Linked DNA regions of Homo sapiens: region 2 is linked to region 1. Evidence: chromatin loops called from intact Hi-C (ENCODE). Cell type or tissue: mammary epithelial cell. All regions are shown on one strand.

Region 1 (4,000 bases):
GGCCTGGAGCTTCTGGAGAAGGCCAGCCTCATGCCCAAGTCTTGGTGAGACAGCAGATTCCATCCCTCCTGGGACCGGAGCGGCAATCAAACATGGCATGAAACTGGCCCTTCTGGGCTGCATGGGCAGGAGGCAGGAGCTGAAGTTTTCTTAACTGTTGGGCTTGTTCTTGTAAATTCAATCATTTATCTGACATTTCCTGAGCTCCTGCCATGGGCCAGGCCCTGGAGATAGAGCAGTGAAAAACAGTAAAATTTCCCTGCCTTCGTGCAACTTATATTCTAATGGGAGGAGAGAGTGTAAAATCAATATATATTATAAATAGTATAATATGCTAAATGGTGATGAGTGCTGTGGAGACTTTGAAGCAGGGGTGGGGAATATGGCCATATTTCCCAGGGGAAGAAGTATTGCAATTTGAAATATGGAGGTAGATGAAAACCTCACTCAAAGATGATTTGCAAACAGAGAAGGAAATGAGGTGATCAGGAGCAAGACAGAGACTGTCTAGGGGATGAGGCTTCCAGACAGAGGGGATGATAAGTGCAAAGGAACCCAGGCAGAAGCATGCATGGGCTGTTCAAAGAACTCAAGTGCAGTTGGATCAGAGAGGGTGAGGAGAAGAGTAACAGGAGATGAAGTGAGAGAGGAAGTGGCCAGGAAGCCTAGCATTGTGCAGATCTGTTCACTGCACCGTAATGCCTGAGCTCACCAAGCCTTGTGCCTTGATGCAGGATTGTGTCTGCCTGGAGGAAGAAGCATGTTTTTGGACTAACAACAAGCTCTCTCTCTCTCGCTCTCTCTTTGAGATGGTCTAGCTCTGTTGCCCAGGCTGGAGTGTCATGGCACAATCTCAGCTCACTGCAACCTCCACCTCCCGGGCTCAATCAATCCTCCCCGCTCAGCCTCCAGAGCAGCTGGACTACAGGCACACACCACCATGCCTGGCTAATTTTTTTTGTATTTTTTTTGTAGAGATGGGGTTTCACCATGTTTTCCAGGCTGGTCTTGAACTCTTGGGCTCAAGTTATTTGCCTGCCTCAGCCTCCCAAAGTGTTGGGATTACAGGCATCAGCCACTGCGCCTGGCCAAGCTCTTTTTAATACCAATGGCCTATTCTGCAAGAAAAAGATGTCCACTGGGAGACTTGAGGCAGAGGAATGGCATATCTGACTTACTTATTCTTTGGAAACTGTGTTAAGATTAGACAATAGAGGGCAAAGATGAAATCAGAGAAACAAAGTCGAAGCTTTTACATAAGACGGTGACTTGGCTACTTGATGACATTAGTAGCTTGAAGGCATTTCCATTCTAGAGGTTGACAGCTTGGTCCAGTACTCAATGGCAGCAAACCTGGCTTAGACTTTTCTGGAAGCCTGTTGTAGCAGATGGCAGCCCCTTTTAGAAGCACAATCTAGGTGAGCTTGCCCTATGCATCATGCCCTTCCCCAGCCCGTTATAATTTGCCCTATTATAACATTGTAAGTCACCACTTATTGAACACCCACTATGTGGCAGGCTCAGTGCCAAGCATTTTGCATACCCATTTTCTTAACATCTTGCCCAACTGCATGAGGAATATCATAAGGAAGCTGAGAAAGAGCTCAGGAAGTTGCATGATATTGTACCATTTGTAAATGGCAGGGCTGTGATGCAAAAATCACATTATTCTTACCAAGACCTGGCTCTTCACTGCCTTGCTATATTAGGTTGGTGTAAAAGTAATTGCAGCCATTAAAAGCAATGGCATACAAAATATACGTTGCCTGGGTCTTCTCAGCTCTGTTCTGGGCTGTTAGTCAAATTACAAAGAACTAGCCTCCCCTCTGTTTGATATGAATCTCTCCCAGGCCTTTGCTCTCTTGTCTTCTAGATAAGTTAGCCAGACAGGCAGCTGACTAAGAAGCTATCCTATTTTTAAAGAGAAGAACATTTCATAATTTCCTTTGGTAACTCAGTTACTTCTAGTAAACAATGACTTGACTAACTACACTGTCACCCGGGGGGTGGGACTGTATCGTTGCATCTAGTACCTAGGAGGATGCTGACTCAATTAGTATTTGCTAAACAGATAAATGGAGTAATGAGCTTATCAGAGAATCTGATTCAAGATGAGGAAGACCCACAGAATGGACTAGCTGAGGAATGAGAGAGCAAGCAGTCAACCTTAGATGTGATCCCAATACAAAACTTTTTTTTTTTTTTTTCACAATGTAACCTTTAATCTTTTGAGGGGAGAAAGAAGGAAGGGAGAGGAATGAGCAAGACACAGGTAGCTCTGATGAAGAAACTCTCTAAAAAAGAGGGAATAAAAGAGACTTTTATTTTGCTTTCTTTTAATCAAATTATGTGTGGTCCTGGTTGTCAAGAGAGTTCTTAGTTTAAGTTCTAGCACTATCATTTATTTTTGTTTTTTAACTTTTATTTTAGGTTCAGGGATACATGCGCAAGCTTGTTACATAGGTAAGCCTGTGTCATGGGAGTTTGGCGCACAGATTATTTCATCACCAAGGTACTAAGCCTAGTACCTAACAGTTATTTTTTCTGATCCTCTCCCTCCTCCCATCCTCCACCCTCAAGTAGGCCCCGGTATCTGTTGTTCCCCTCTTTGTGCCCATGTGTTCTCATCATTTAGCTCCCACTTATAAGTGAGAACATGTGGTATTTGGTTTTCTGTTCCCATGTTACTTTGCTAAGGATGATGGTCTCCAGCCTCATCCATGTTTCTGCAAAGGACATGATCTTGTTCTTTTTTTGTGGCTGCACAGTATTCCATGGTGTATATATACTACATTTTCTTTATCCAGTCTATCATTGATGGCCATTTAGGTTGATTCCAGGTCTTTGCTATTGTGAATAGTGCTGCAATGAACATATACATGCATGTGTCTTTAGGGTAGAATGATTTATATTTTTGGGGGTATATACTCAGTAATGGGATTGCTGGTTTGATTGGTAGTTCTGTTTTTAGTTCTTTAAGGAATCACAACACTGCTTTCCAGAATGGTTGAACTAATTTACACTCGTACCAACAGTGTATAAGTGTTCCCTTTTCTCTGCAACCTTGCCAGCATCTGTTATTTCTTGACTTTTAGTAATAGCCATTCTGACTGGTGTGAGATGGTATCTCATTGTGGTTTTGATTCACATTTCTCTAATGATTAATGATATTGAGATTTTTTTCATATAGCACTGTCATTTAAGGCATGTGACTTTGAGGCAGTTGCCTCACCTTTTTAAGCCTTAGTTTTCTCATTGGAAGAGTATGGGCTACAATGCAATTGAACGTACTTGCTGTGTGTCAGGCACTGTTCTAGGAGCTTTCACAGATATATTATTTAAGCTCTACAGTAACTCACATGAGATAAGTGCTCTTATTATCCCCATTTTGCAGAGGAGGCAACTGAGGCATGGAGAGAATGAGTAACTGCCCGGGTATACACAGCTAGTGAGTCGTAGAGCTCCAGTTCGAACCCACTCAGTCTGTGCTCTTAACTACCTCATTATTTTCCCATAGACTTATTGTAGAGATCAAAGAAAATACTGTTCACAAAAGTATTAGGTTGGTGCAAAAGTAATTGTGGTTTTTGTCATTTAAAAGTAATGCATACTTAAAGTATAAGATTTCATAACCAAGGACCCAGAATGATGCCATATAGCATGATTCTGTAAATGCTTAATAAGAAGTCATGATTATAAGGGTTGTCTGACTCTTTCCTGGAGGCTGAGAGAATAAAGAGCCAAGAAGGATGTCTTCATCTGGTCCTGAAGTGGAGGAGAGAAGGACCTGGCACTGTTTGGAGTTTGGAACCTCCTTCACGTAGTGCCTGGTTTGGGTCTGAAATGATTGTCCTCCAGCTAAAGGGCAGGACCAGCATTCCTGAATGCCCCAATGTGTTATGGATAAAGAGAAACATCTCCAAGAGAGCAAAGCTCTGAATAAGAATTACGGCTAGGGGGCATGGTGCACCCCAGGGAAGGAGTCAAGGGGGAGACATTC
Region 2 (4,000 bases), 78 kb before region 1:
GAATAGCAAGGGAAAAATCTGCCCCCATGATCCAGTCACCTCCCACAAAGCCCCTCTTCTAACATTGGGGATTACAGTTCAACACGAGATTTGTGGGGGAACACAGACCCAAACCATACCAATTACTAAAGAAATGGGAGACATTTGAATTTGGTGAAGAAATGGTCTAAGGTCTAAGCTTGGCCCAACCTCGGGCATCATGCCAAGTATAAAGGATAGCAAAGAGAATAATGCCTTTTGGTTTCTAAAGAGTTGAGGCTGGAGGAATAAGCATGTAACATGGTATGAAAAGTGCTAATAATCAAGGAAAGTAAGTGATAGGGTGGATCTTCAAAGGAGCAATATATTTGGGGTGGAAAGGTCATAGGTTGCATGGGTTGAAGCTTAACACATGAAAAGGCTGTGTTAAAAAAGTACTGATGATTTCTGTATGATTGGAAAATATGGGGAGATGGTCTGGTACAAAATACCTGTTTAATGAATTGTGCAGAAGCATCAAGAGATAAGGTCAGGAAAGGGAGAAGGGACAAGTGTATCATGCTGAAATTTTTTTGACTCTAGCCTGAAGCTATTGAAAGATTTTGAGAATGTGAGTGGACCTGGTCAAATCTGTCATTGATGAAGCTCATTCTGACCCTGAAATAAGCCAAAATTAGCAAGCTCCAATGTTAATTTGTTTTAACCTGTAAAGCTAGCAAGTAAAAATTCCTTAAATAAAGAACTCAACTGTTTCACTGTTTAGCAATGAGACCAAAGAGTATGTAAGATCGAAGGAATAGAGGTATAGAAAGACTGTTTTGCCCTTTGTTAAACTGAAAGACTAGCCTACTAACAATTCTAAATAATTATCTGGAACATTATCAGGGAATCTCACTGGGGTCAGACTGGAATCTAATTCTGGTTCTGCCACTCTCCAGCTGTGTGGCTTTGGAAATGTTACTTAACAGCTCTGTGCCTCCATTTCCTCATTTGTAAAATGGATTTGTTAATAGTACCTGTTTCAAGAAGTACTTATGAGGATTACACAATATAATGCATATATTCCACTGGTAATGCCACTCAACACAGGAGACCACTAGGAACACACAAGGAGTTGAACAAAGTTGGGTTTTTTTGTTTGTTGAAACTAGAGATACATTGTAGGGATTCCTGAGTGCTGGAAAGGCCTTCTTTCAGGATTTGGGCTTGTGATGAGTGATTTGGGAAGGATTCAAGCAAGAGTTTGCACTGGATTTCGATTCTGTAAGGAAGTGGGGTAATTTTATGATTGGTCTGAATAGATCTCATTTAGGAGGTGGGAGACACGAAGCTAAGTGAAAGCCGTAATTTGTAAAGAAGCAGCAGTCACTCATATTTAGTATTTTGTGCTTTGCACTGCGACTTTGTTTTTGTCTTATTACACAAGATGTGAAGAGGTCTTTTCTGTTTCATCATGGTCACAGAGTAACCTTGACTGATGGTCTTCTGTGAGATTGTTTATGTTCAACAGGAGAACACCAAGGCCTAGCTGGTAATAACAAGCCAAGTCCTGGATGCCAAGGGCTGCTTTTCTCTTTCTGTCACTTAGCACAATGCCTGGCATAAAGTTAAAGCTTAAGAAGTATCCTAAGGAACAATTCTAAAAGAATTGAGCCCAACTCTCACATGCATTCTGACCCTAAAATAAAGGCCAGTTTGGTCCATTTTTGAGATTAATATGACAGTGTTGTTTCAACTTCATTGGTCAGTACCTTCTTATTCCTTTTCTATATGGATAGATTTGCCTTATATTTTAGATGTTTACTTTGAGTTTGTATTTTTCGTATTCAAAACAGTTAAATCAGAATGTTAAACTTCTAACAACAGATTCTCTTTGAACATTTTTACAAAAGTTTAAAAGTTTTAAAAATCTGTTTTCAACATCTCCCTAGGTCAGTCTTCACAGTGTTTATCACAACTGAACATAAATATTAAGTTTAGTTATTTGTAAAATATCTGTTTCTCCTGCTATACCATGAAAGCAGGTTCTTATCAGCCTTGCTATTATATCTTAGCGCCCAGTATGTGCCTGGCACAGACTGTTTTGAAGAAATGATTGTTGAGTAACTGAACGAGGAAGAGAAATTGTACTTGGAAAGTGGAGTTGAAAACTAACATGTATTGAGTGACTGTTCAATGCCAGGTCCTATTTTAGGCACTATACAAAAATTATAATTAAGTCCTCTCAGAAATTCTGTAAAGGAATTATTGACTTAAGTTCAGCGACTTACCCTTCTAGGAATGGGTAAAGTCTGATTCCAGGTCTGTGTCATTCATCAAACATTTAATAAACACATATCTTGGGAATTTATCATAGCCTATCATTAGCAATTGCTTTTCTGTAATCGTATCAACTTCGTCTACTCTCTGTCATAGTCTCCTACCTGCGAGTCCCAACTTGTTTTAAGCACTGCTCCATCTCTTTACTCTGCGCTTACACCTAACAGCTGAATGGGGCTGGAGAAAAATCTGAAGCCAATGCTGACTAATTTCATTTTAAATCCATTACCACAAATTTCAAATAGGTACTACCCAAAGATCTTACTGTGCTTCACAAACATGTTTGTTCTCTTACTCTCCAAAATTACTGTGTCATAACTTCCCTCTTCAACTTTTTCCAACACCAGCCTCTGACTACTGGACCATTCCATCAGCATACAAACATTTTCTTCTGCCTCCCATTTGTAAACAAAACGACACCTTCCCTTGACCTCACATCTTCTTTTGCCACTTCTCTCACACCTTCACAGAAACCTGCTCAAAAATTTCCTCACATTTCCAGCTTACCTCTATGGACCCTAAAACTAGGTTTTGGATCCCACCATTCCCTGAAACTGCTCTTGTCAAGATTACAAACACCTCCACTTTGCCAAATCAGTCATCTCTCTCTTAACTCCTGCCGCATTTATTAAGTCCTCTTCATGCACTATCTGTCTTTTCTTGGCTTCTTTAACAGCATGCTCTCCCAGTTTCTTGCTTCTTGCTCTATCCATTGGCTGTAGGTCTTCCTCTTAAGCCTTAAGTGTTGGTGTGCTCCAGGCTCAGGCCCAAGACTTTTCTGTTTTTCTACTGATCTCATCTAATTGCATGGTTTAGATACCATCTTATGTACAGATTTATATTGCCAGTTCTGACCTTTCCACTGAGCTATAACTTTAGATACCTAAACGCCCACTTGACCATTCGCTACTTGAATAATAAAAAGGTGTTTCATACTTAAAATGGCTAAAACAGTACTCTTGACTTTCTCCCTGTGAAATTGGTTCTTTTTTTCATTCTTCCTCATCTCACTATATGGTCCTTCTCCTCTCACTCATATATTTCACTCAGACAAAAACCCAGGAGCTGTCATTTCTCCTCCATTTCCCATAATCTCATAATCTACTTCAAAAATACACCTGCAGTACATTAATTTTTCCTTCATATCCATCGCTTTTCCTTTTTTCTAAGTTTCCATTATCTTCTATCAGTTCTTACCTGAATTGCAATTGCCTCTTTAGCTGTTCTTCCAGTGTTCTACACAGTCTGGCCATTGCCTGCCTTTTGACATCATTTCTTATCATCAGTGTTCCACCCACTCCAGTCTGACTGCATTGTCTTTTTCGGTTACTCAGAAAGGCAAAGTTAGTTTTCCCGTGGGGTTGTTTATTCATTGTTGTCTCTGCCTAGAATGACCCCCTCCTCTTAGGATTTCAGGTCTCAGCTCAAATGTCCCTTCTTCAGTGAAACTTTTCCCAACCTGCCAGTCTGAATGAGCTCTTCTGCGCTGTCACTGTGACATTGTATATTTTCTTCATTACACTTTTCACTATCTGAATTTCTTATTCATATTTTTGTCATTCTCTGTTAGAATACCAGCTCCATGAAATTGGGTGCCGTGTCTGGCCACCTTAACTTTCACCAGTATATTTCCAGAATCAAGAATATTGCCTGACACATGATAAATGCACCATAAATGTTTGTTCAATAAGTACATTTTATA

The links. Hi-C counts contacts between places; a loop is a spot of excess contacts. Peaks named below come from ENCODE experiments on the same cell type or tissue, not always from the same donor. Only the 100,000 strongest peaks of a DNase experiment are listed, where the experiment ranks them.
Region 2: it touches region 1 in a loop (2.9-fold over the local background); 1 of 110 quality-filtered maps calls a loop at or near these places.

Annotation. Positions count from the first base shown.
Region 1 is chr4:53,912,443-53,916,442 of GRCh38, reverse strand. It overlaps LOC124900702 (a long non-coding RNA gene), which reads right to left. Exons shown (of 2, transcript XR_007058120.1): 2 at 1-224. Among named protein-coding and RNA genes, the nearest start is that of CHIC2, 150 kb to the left of the region's middle. In mammary epithelial cell, no CTCF peak of the experiment used is centred here; DNase peaks (open chromatin) are centred at 1,642, 1,992 and 2,472; H3K27ac peaks cover 3,873 bases.
Region 2 is chr4:53,990,438-53,994,437 of GRCh38, reverse strand. No RefSeq gene overlaps it. Among named protein-coding and RNA genes, the nearest start is that of CHIC2, 72 kb to the left of the region's middle. In mammary epithelial cell, no CTCF peak of the experiment used is centred here; a DNase peak (open chromatin) is centred at 2,427; H3K27ac peaks cover 1,818 bases.